2 separate regions of the Homo sapiens genome follow, and region 1 is linked to region 2. Evidence: read pairs that join two places in POLR2A ChIA-PET (ENCODE). Cell type or tissue: OCI-LY7. All regions are shown on one strand.

Region 1 (5,000 bases), 110 kb after region 2:
CCTGGGCATGGGCCTGACCAGCAACGAGGCAGTTCAGGTCCAGGGTCTGCCCCTCGGCCACTTGCGAAGACGATGACTCGATCCGGACCGTGGGGGTGACCCCAAGTGCTGGGGACAGAGGGCAAAGGGTCAATAGCCGGCTAGGAGGTGAGATGAGATGGGGCTCCTGGTCTCAAGGCAGGTGCAGTCTGCGGCTTGGCCTCCTGATCCTGCCGTTGCAAGAGTGGGGGGCCTCCCACCCTGGGTCCCCAGCCCTGCCCTCCCTGAGAGCTACTCACCAGGCACTGAGCCCGCAGGCTCAATGGTGACCAGGACAGAGGCCTCTAGAGGCACGGAGCTGCCCAACACTCGGCACACGTACTCGCCCGAGTCGGCGGGGGACGCTTGGTAGAGTCTCAGCAGGGAGCCGTGGGTCTGGCCAGAATGGGGGTGAGTCAGAGGGAGCCCTCAGGAGACCCCTGTTCCTATAACCTGCAACCCTGCCTCACTCTGACCCCCAAGGCCTGGCCATCAGCTCTGGATCAGTTTCCCTGTCCTTCACATGGGGAAGGGGGACTCTTGTCCAGCAGCGGGGTGGTAGACCAGAGGAGCCCCAGTGAGCTGGGTACACACTCACACCACATCCCATCAATTCTAGACACACATTTCGATGTCTCCAAAATCAAGATGCATCTACAATGAATAACCTTACAAATAGAAGCTTTTTCTTAGAGGTACATAAAATCATAGCGGATCTCGCAATCAGTGGTATCCTAAATTCTACAAAATATGGTAACAACAATAGCTAATGGCATTATAGTAAAATATTAACAGCTTAGAGTACTTTCTGTGAGCCTAAGCTCTGAGGATTTTGCATATATTTTAATCTTTAAGATAATTCTGTGAGGTACTTTTTTTTTTTTTTTTGAGACTGAGTCTCGCTCTGTTGCCCAGGCTGGAGTGCAATGGCGTGATCTTGGCTCACTGCAGCCTCCGCCTCCTGGGTTCAAGCGATTCTCCTGCCTCAGCTTCCCGAGTAGCTGGGATTACAGGCGCCTGCCACTATGCCCGGCTAATTTTTATATTTTTAATAGAGATGGGGTTTCACCATACTGGCCAGGCTGGTCTCGAACTCCCGACCTCAGGCGATTCGCCCACCTCGGCCTCCCAAAGTGCTGGGATTACAGGCGTAAGCCACCGTGCCCGGCTGGTACGTACCATTGTTACCATTTTATAGGCCCTGAAACTATAGCACAGAGAGGTTAAGTAACTTGTCCGAGGTCACAAGCTAAGTGGTGGAGCCAGAATTCACACCCAGGTTAGTCAGTCCTAGATTCTGGTTTCTAACCACTGCACTATACATCTGTGCAATGGGGTCCAGGGCTTCCTGATCTCAGGGGAGCCTCTAGCCCTCCCCCAATAACCTCCGCCACCCAGGGACCCGCTTCCTCTTCTTGGCCTGTCTGTCCTCCAGTCCCATACCTGGTGCCGGACAGGGAGGCTGCCCCCACGCTTGTGCCACGTGACCTGGGCATGGGACTGCCCGGGCACCACGCAGTTCAGATCCAGGGTCTGCCCTTCCGCCACTTGCGAGGAGGAGGGCTCGATGCGGATGGGCTGGGTGCTGCCGGCAGCTGAGGGATAAGATGGTCACCGGTCACTCCTGTTCTCTGAAGCCACTCCAGCCTGTTCTCTGCATCCCAGCCCAGCCTGGTGGCCCCACTCACGGTAGGCTAAGTTGGCCCCCTGGGTCCCAGTTACTGTGACCGTGATGGAGGCCTCCATGCCGTTGCTGGCCCGGCAGACGTACTGTCCCGCATCGGCAGGTGAGGCCTGGAAGATGTACAGGCGGGAGCCACGAACCTGGGCAGCCGTGGGCAGAGGTGTGAGGGGGGCTTCCCGGAGGCCAGCAAATGCCCCACCGCTGTCCCCCCGATCTAGGAAGTGCCAGCCCCTCAGCCTAGGGGCCAGGATCCTGCAACCCACTGTCCATGGCCCCGTCCCACATTCTTGGTGCCCTGTACCTGGTGCCGGGCAGGGAGGCTGCCCCCACGCTTGTACCATGTGACCTGGGCGTGGGCCTGCCCTGCCACCACGCAGCTCAGATCCAGGGTCTGGCCCTCGGCCACTGTGGAGGATGAAGACTCGATCCTGACAGGTGGGATGGGTCCTGCAGCAGTGGGGATGGGAGTGAGAGTTGTAGATGCTCCTGAGATGAGAGGGCAGGGGTTGCCCACCCTGCAGCTAGCTCAGCCCAGGGTTTCAAGGCCAGATCCAGCTTTTCAGGCATCTGGGGGCCTGGACTTGATGCCCTCAGCTCAGCAACCCTGATGGGAGGACCAGGGCATGGGCCACGCCTTGCAGAGGGGAGTGAGGAAGTGAGAGAGATGAGGGCAGAGATGAGTTGGAGAGAGGAAGAGGAGGTGGGAGGGGACGCCTGAGGAGTCATGTGGCCAAAGCAAAGTGTGACGGGAAGGCGGTGGTTACTCTGACAGGTGGAGTCGGCCTGGGCAGGGCCCTGCAGCCAGCTCCGGTGTGGGCCTTCTGCCCTGTCAGCAAGAGGGGTCCCTTGGATCTCACCACCCCGGAGGCCTCTCTGCCTCCTCCAGCTTTCCATGTCACTGGGAGTCACTCACCAGGGATGACAGAGGCTTCGATGGTGACCAGGACTGAGGCCTCTAGGGGGCCGGAGGTGCCCACCACATGGCACACATACTCGCCTGAGTCGGCCGGGGTCACCTGGTGCAGCCGCAGCAGCGAGCCGTGGGTCTGTGTGCAAATGGGGTGGGTTGGGAGGGGGCTGGAACAGTCCCATCCAGCCCCTCCAGCAAGGTGGTCCCGGGGGGCTGCCATACCTGGTGCCGGGCAGGGAGGCTGCCCCCACGCTTGTGCCACGTGACCTGGGCGTGGGCCTGCCCGGGCACCACGCAGTTCAGATCCAGGGTCTGCCCTTCCGCCACGTGTGAGGAGGAGGGCTCGATGCGGATGGGCCGGGTGCTGCCGGGCACTGGACACAGAGCGGCTGCTCAGAGGCCTGAACTCTTGGGCTGTAACCTGTAGCCCTGGGGCAGAAGGCTCTGGGCTGTGACCAGGCCCTAGTGGGGACGGCCGACAGGTGGCCTTTCTGGGACTAGGGCCACACCCTTCTGCCTCCACATGGCCAGCCGAATATGGCTTCTTCCCTCCCCAGCCTCTAACCACAAGCTGGAGGCCCATTGACCCACCCATGACTTCTTGATGATGAGCTCCTCTGGCCCATAGGGAACCAGCAAGCTTTACTACCCAGGCTGCGCCCAAGGATGCGGATGACAGTGAGACACCTCCCTTCTACAGGACGTCTTCCGTGTGCTCACAAGTACTTTCCATAGACACTGTCTCATTTAAACCACACCATGACTGGCCAGGCGCGGTGGCTCATGCCTATAATCCCAGCACTTTGGGAGGCTGAGACGGTCGGATCACGAGGTCAGGAGATCGAGACCATCCTGGCTAACACGGTGAAACCCCGTCTCTACTAAAAAAAATACAAAAAATTAGCCGGCCTGGTGGCGGGTGTGCCTGTAGTCCTAGCTACTCAGAAGGCTGAGGCAGGAGAATGGTGTGAACCCGGAAGGCGGAGCTTGCAGTGAGCCGAGATCACGCGCCACTGCACTCCAGCCTGGGTGACAGAGCGAGACTCTCTCTCAAAAAAATAAAATAAAATAAAATAAAATAAAATAAAATAAAATAAAATAATAAAAAAACCACACCATGACCAAGCAGGTGGGCAGTACTGCTCCATTTCATAGATGAATCTGAGGCCCCAAAAGTTAAAAGCTAGTTCAAGGTTGCTAAGGGGCAGATCTGGGATTTGAACCAGGTCAGCCGACTCCCAGCTTAGTATTCAACCTGGACATTCTGCTGCTTCCTGACAAATTCTGAAACAGTCACTCATAGGGAGCCCAGGTAAGCTGGACCAGCCTTAACCTCCCTCCCGTCCACTCAACCTCCTTCTCTCTCTGAGCAGGCGCTGAAGGGTCAAAGCCTGCCTGGAATGCCCCCCTGTCCTGGTCCCACTGAAGAAGCCACAGGCATCTTCCTTGGGAGCTCCTAGGGCTCAGCCCCGGCCCAGCCACACCTGGCTCCTCACCTGGGGTGTAGCTGGGGCCAGAATGGGTGCCGTGGAGCACAGACACAGTAATGGAGGCCTCCTTGGGGCCCGATCCATTCTCCACACGGCACACATATTCTCCAGAATCAGCTGGTGAGACCTGGGGGAGCCGCAGACGGGAGCCGTGCACCTGGGCCAGGAGGAGCCAGAGGTACGTGAGGACAGGGACGGGGGCTATTGTCACCACTCCCTCAGCCTCAGTGATTCATTCAAACTCTCACTGGCTCTGCTCCGAGCCATCCCATGCTAGAAACTGGGAGGGAGGGAGATGAGGCCTGGCTTCTGCTGGTGGAACGTGTGGGGCAGTGTGCCGCCTCCCCCGCCCAGCGTACAGGCCCCGCCTCCGCCACAGCCCCTGCACCCTGGGTCCCCTGCCATAGGCTCAGGGCCCACATACCTGGGTGTGGGGAGGCAGGCTACCCCCTCGCCTGTACCAGGTGACCTGGGCATGGGCTGACCCTGCCACCACACAGTTGAGGTCGAGTGTTTGCCCTTCTGTCACAGAAGGCGATGAGGACTCAATCTTGACCGGCGGTGGGCTGGCATCTGAGGCTGGGGCCAGAGTAGGGGTCAGCAGGCCCCAGGGGAGCCCTGGCTTGCCCTCCCCACCCCTCCATTCCCAGAGAGTCCGTACCTGAAAGGACAACCACTTGGATCCGGGCCTGGGCAGTGCCTGCAGGGCTGGTGGCCACGCAGAGGTAGAAGCCGGCGTCAGCAGTCGTGATGGCTGGGATGAGCAGTGTCGCGATGTCTGTGCGCTCTGACCGGGCCTGCCGTGGGTGAGATGGGTCAGCTGCCCCAGAGGCAGCTGGACAACGGCTGGCCAGGGGGACAGATAGGGCATAAAAGGGAGAGGCAGGTGCAGGGCCAA
Region 2 (5,000 bases):
AAATGAAAAGGCTATTGTTTATAGAAGAGAAGATAAATGCTTTGGCAAAAACTGACGGCAAGTCATGAAAATTTGCTCTCAAAACAGGTGTAGGCATTTGTCCAAGGGCACAAACTTTGATCTGGAGATCTAACACCCAGCGCGTTGAGATGACACATGCAGACTCACAATTGTGGTCACCATTTCACAGACACATGTATCATCACATTAGCACCTTCAGATCAAAGTTTCATTTGCCAAGTCTACCTCATTAAAGCTGGAAAAAAATAAAAATAAAAACAGGTGTAGGCCAAACAGTTGGAAAATATAGGGATGAAAACTTAAAAAATCTAGAATGATACTGCACTCAGATTTCTTCGTATTTTAAGTTCCTATGCTATTTTAATTAAATAAAATCTACAAATCATAGCCTATATTTTACACGGTATTCAAAAAGAAAAGGCTTTATACATACATCAAAATATTGACAATAAATGAACATTTACATTTCAAAGTGAACTAAAATGTCTTAAAATTTGAGAAACATCTTGTAAAGATCCTCAACTTAAAGCAATTATGGGGAAAATGTGTTAGAAAAGATCACTTCCACTATACATGTTCTGTTATTTACTGGAAAACAAAACAATTCATTAATAAACCCACATAACCACAATTAATACTGAAACCTACAGTTTTTTTCCAACAAATAATATCTTTTCACATCATTATTCTTCTAAAAATTACTTATAATGACTATATATAATTACCATAATATGCCTAACCACATCCACATTAATGAACACTTATTTAAACTGGTAATGTTTGAGGGCCTTTATAAGCAATAATAATTATCTTTACAGTACAAATCTTTGCACAGATCTTTGACAATTTTTTTTTTTTTCCCTGAGACGGGGTCTTGTTCTGTCACCAGACTAGGGTGCAGTGGCACAATCATAGCTCACTGCAGCTTCAACCTCCTGGGCTTAAACAATCCTCCCACCTCAACCTCCAGGAGTAGCTGGGATGACAGGTGTACATTTTTATTTATTTATTTATTTATTTTGAGATGGAGTTTTGCTCATGTTGCCCAGGCTGGAGTGCAATGGCGTGATCTCGGCTCACTGCAACCTCTGCTTCCTGGGTTCAAGTGATTCTCCTGCCCCAGCCTCCCAAGCAGCTGGGGTTACAGGCACACACCACCACACCCGGCTAATTTTTGTATTTTTAGTAGAGACGGGGTTTCACCATGTTGGCCAGGCTAGTCTCGAACTCCTGACCTCAGGTGATCCATCTGCCTCGGCCTCCCAAAGTGCTGGGATTACAGGCATAAGCCACCACGCCTGGCCTTTTTTTTTTTTTTTGAGATGGAGTTTCACTCTTGTTGCCCAGGCCAGAGTGCAATGGTGTGATCTCGGCCCACTGCAACCTCCGCCCCCCTGGGGTCATGCGATTCTCTTGCCTCAACCTCCCAAGTAGCTGAGATTACAGGCACCCAACATCATGCCTGGCTAAGTTTTTGTATTTTTAGTAGAGATGGGGTTTCACCACGTTGGCCAAGCTGGTCTCAAACTGCAGGCCTCAAGTGGTCCATCTGCCTCGGCCTCCCAAAGTGCTGGGATTACAGGTGTGAGCCACCACGCCCGGCCCATTTTTTTTTTTTATAGACAGGGTCTCATTGTCTTGCCCAGGCTAGAATTTGACTATTTCATTGCTATAATTTCCTTAAAAATGCAAAAGAGTACATCACAGCAGAGTATAGCCAATCACTCATTAGACAAACAGTAAACATACTGGACACGGTTTCAGGCATGAAGGATACAGCAGTTAATTAACTAAAGGAACAGAGTCCCTGCATTCTTGAAGCATAGATGGGGAAACAGTAATGCAGATTAATACCTGGGCCAAAACCCACTGAACTCACCCCAGCTGAAAACACTGAAGATACTGGGTAAGATAAAAATATTTTTAAATCTTTCTAAATGCATTGTCAAGAAAATAAGAATTATCAGAAGCCCAATACCATGTGAAGGCAATAAGCCATGTAGTAAGGACAACAGAGTTTCCCTCTGCGAGTGTTAGGGGAACACTATGATCGACTTGAACTCTGTTTTTCCGTATCTCAAAGGGCTTACGGGATCAGAGACAACAGCTAAGGTTCATAAAAGGTGAGGAGTCTAACAGGGGACTCCCACCAGGAAACTAAGGTTTTTTTTTAATTGACAAACAGGCTGGGCGCAGTGGCTCACACCTAAATCCCAGCACTTTGTGAGGCTGAGGCAGGCAGATCACCTGAGGTCAGGAGTTTGAGACTAGCCTGGCCAGCATGGTGAAACCCCCTCTCTACTAAAAATACAAAAATTAGTCAAGCATGGTATTGAGTGCCTGTAATCCCAGCTACTCAGGAAGCTGAGGCAGGAAAACTGCTTGAACCCGGGAGGCGGAGGTTGCAGTGAGCCGAGATCATGCCATTGCACTCCGGCCTGGAAAACAAGGCAAGACTCCGTCTCAAAAAAAAAAAAAAAAAAAAAAAAAAAGACAAATAATATTTGCATATATTTATGGGTACAATATGATGTTTGATATGTTTACATCATGGAATGATTAAATCAAGCTAATATATCCATTTTCTGTGGTGAGAACACTTAAAATCTGTTATTTTAGCTATTTCAAAATGCACAACGCATTATTAACTGCAGTCACCATGCTATGCAATAAAGCTCCAAAACTTACTCGTCCTGTTGAACCGAAGCTTTGTACTCTTTGAACATCACCTCCCCATTCCTCATCGCCTCTGCCATCCACCACCTCCACTCCCTGGGTTCTGGTAACCACCATTTTCTTCTCTGTTTGTACGTGTTTGACTTTTTTAGATTCTATATATAGTATCGATGAGATCATGCAGTATTTGTCTTTTTTTTGAGATGGAGTTTGGTCTTGTTGCCCAGGCTGGAGCGCAATGGCGCTGTCTGGGCTCACTGCAACCTCCACCTCCCAGGTTCAAGTGATTCCCTTGCCTCAGCTTCCCGAGTAGCTGGGATTACTGGCATGCGCCACCATGCCTGGCTAATTTTGTATTTTTAGTAGAGACGGCGTTTCTCCATGTTGGTCAGGCTGGTCTTGAACTCCCAAACTCGGGTGATCCACCCGCCTTGGCCTCCCAAAGTGCTGGGATTACAGGCATGAGCCACTGCGCCCAGGCCAGTATTTGTCTTTCTGAGCCCGGCTTGTTTCACATAGCACAATGTCCTCCAGATTCATCCATGTGATCACACATGATAGAGTATCCTTTCCATTTAAGCCTGAATAGTATTCCATTGTGTATATATACCACATTTTCTTTGAAACTAGAATTCTTTGGTTTAGAAGATTATCAAAATGAATCTGCTCTCCACAGGAAATGGTAAGAGAAAATTATCTGCCTTATACTTATATTTTGGGACCTAGGGGTAAAAATCAAAAACCAAAAGGAAATCTCCATTACAACTTCATAAGAAGCTAGCCCTCAAAAAGATTTCTTTACTATGATTTCACACTACCTATGAAGTCAGAAAAACCCCAAGCCAAGAGTTTTGTTTGATGTGGTCCTGGGACGAGTGACAATCCTAAGGAATGAGTACCATCAAAACACACACATGTCACATCACAAGTCACTCTAACTGCAAGGCAGCAAACAGCAACAAAATCAAACTGGTGAAGATTTTCACCTCAGTCAGTGGAAATAGCAAATACATAAATAAAATTTTAAGTATGTTTAAAGAAATAAATGATGAAATTAAGAGGAATAGAGATTACAGAAAATGAAAATCAAATGACGAAGAACCAAATCAAACTCCGAGAAATGGAAATCACAGTCACCGACAGTCAAAACTCTATAAATGGTTTAACCTCAGATCAGGTTGACCTGAACAGAGAACGAATAAAGTACAAGGTAGAGCTGAAGAAATTATGCAGAATGCAGGACAAATGAATGAAGAGTTGGGCGACATGCAACATAGAGTAAGAAAATCTAACACATATCTAACTGGCATTCCAGAAGGAAAGGGAGAAGAGAAAAAGCATTCAGAGGTAATAGTTGGAAAATTTTCAGATGCCCTAGGTGAGAATAATAAATCAATTAAAAATCAAACCAAGTGTTACAGCTCTTTTAGAATTTGTCTAGCAGGTTTTCCTACTAGAAAACCAGAAAAGATTTTTAAAGAATCAAAATTAAAAAAGAAACCAAACCAAAATTGGTCACAGTGACACTGCAAGATACCAAAACCAAAGAAGAGGTCTTAAAATTAGACAAAACAAAACAGGCCTCTTGTAGAGACAAGAATTAGACTGCAACCAACTTTTCAACAGCAACAACGGATGCCCCAAGGCAACAGAATGCTATCTTCTTCAATGATATCTTCAATGAGTGAAAGTAACCACCCATGCTTAGAGAAAATGAATTTCGCAAGGACAAAATAGACACTTTCAGACAATAATATGTGAAAAGAATCTTTCACCCACAGACCCTTACTAAAAGAATTTTGTAAGCTCTAATTCAATAGTTTAAAACTCTTCCAGATGGAAGGTCTAGAATGCAAAGAATGATAAACAAAGGAGGTGGGTAAACTAAACACCAAGATTCCTATATAAGATAGTCTGTAAGTTTCTTTTTTAAAAAAGGTAGAACTAAAATACATATGAAAAATAGGCCAGGTGTGGTGGTTCACGCCTGTAATCCCAGGACTTTGTGAGCCGAGGCAAGAGGACTGCTTAAGGCCGTAAGTCCGAAACCAGCCTGGGCAACACAGAGAGACCCAGTCTATAAAAACTTAAAAAATTAACCAGACATGGTACTATACACCTGTGGTCCCAGCTACTCAGGAGGCTGAGGTGGGAGGATTGCTTGAGTCTGGGAGGTCAAGGCTGCAGTGAGCCATGATCGTGCTACACTGCACTCCAGCCTCGGTGACAGAGCAAGACCATCTTAAAATAATTTAGGAGAGTGTCGATTGCTTAATGTTTTGAGATCATTGAGGGTAAAGATG

Evidence for each region. Peaks named below come from ENCODE experiments on the same cell type or tissue, not always from the same donor. Only the 100,000 strongest peaks of a DNase experiment are listed, where the experiment ranks them.
Region 1: POLR2A ChIA-PET joins it to region 2 with 7 read pairs; 2 of 35 experiments call an interaction of 5 or more read pairs at or near these places.

Annotation. Positions count from the first base shown.
Region 1 is chr1:21,850,085-21,855,084 of GRCh38, forward strand. It overlaps HSPG2 (heparan sulfate proteoglycan 2), which reads right to left. Exons shown (of 97, transcript NM_005529.7): 48 at 4,764-4,899; 49 at 4,527-4,681; 50 at 4,109-4,259; 51 at 2,835-2,986; 52 at 2,616-2,748; 53 at 2,004-2,149; 54 at 1,707-1,842; 55 at 1,462-1,613; 56 at 279-414; 57 at 1-108. Among named protein-coding and RNA genes, the nearest start is that of LDLRAD2, 40 kb to the left of the region's middle. RefSeq lists an enhancer at 1,832-3,031. In OCI-LY7, no CTCF peak of the experiment used is centred here; a DNase peak (open chromatin) is centred at 2,397.
Region 2 is chr1:21,737,033-21,742,032 of GRCh38, forward strand. The region is part of intron 8 of USP48 (ubiquitin specific peptidase 48); the gene reads right to left. It also overlaps the pseudogene LOC124904736. Among named protein-coding and RNA genes, the nearest start is that of USP48, 44 kb to the right of the region's middle. In OCI-LY7, no CTCF peak of the experiment used is centred here; no DNase peak of the experiment used is centred here.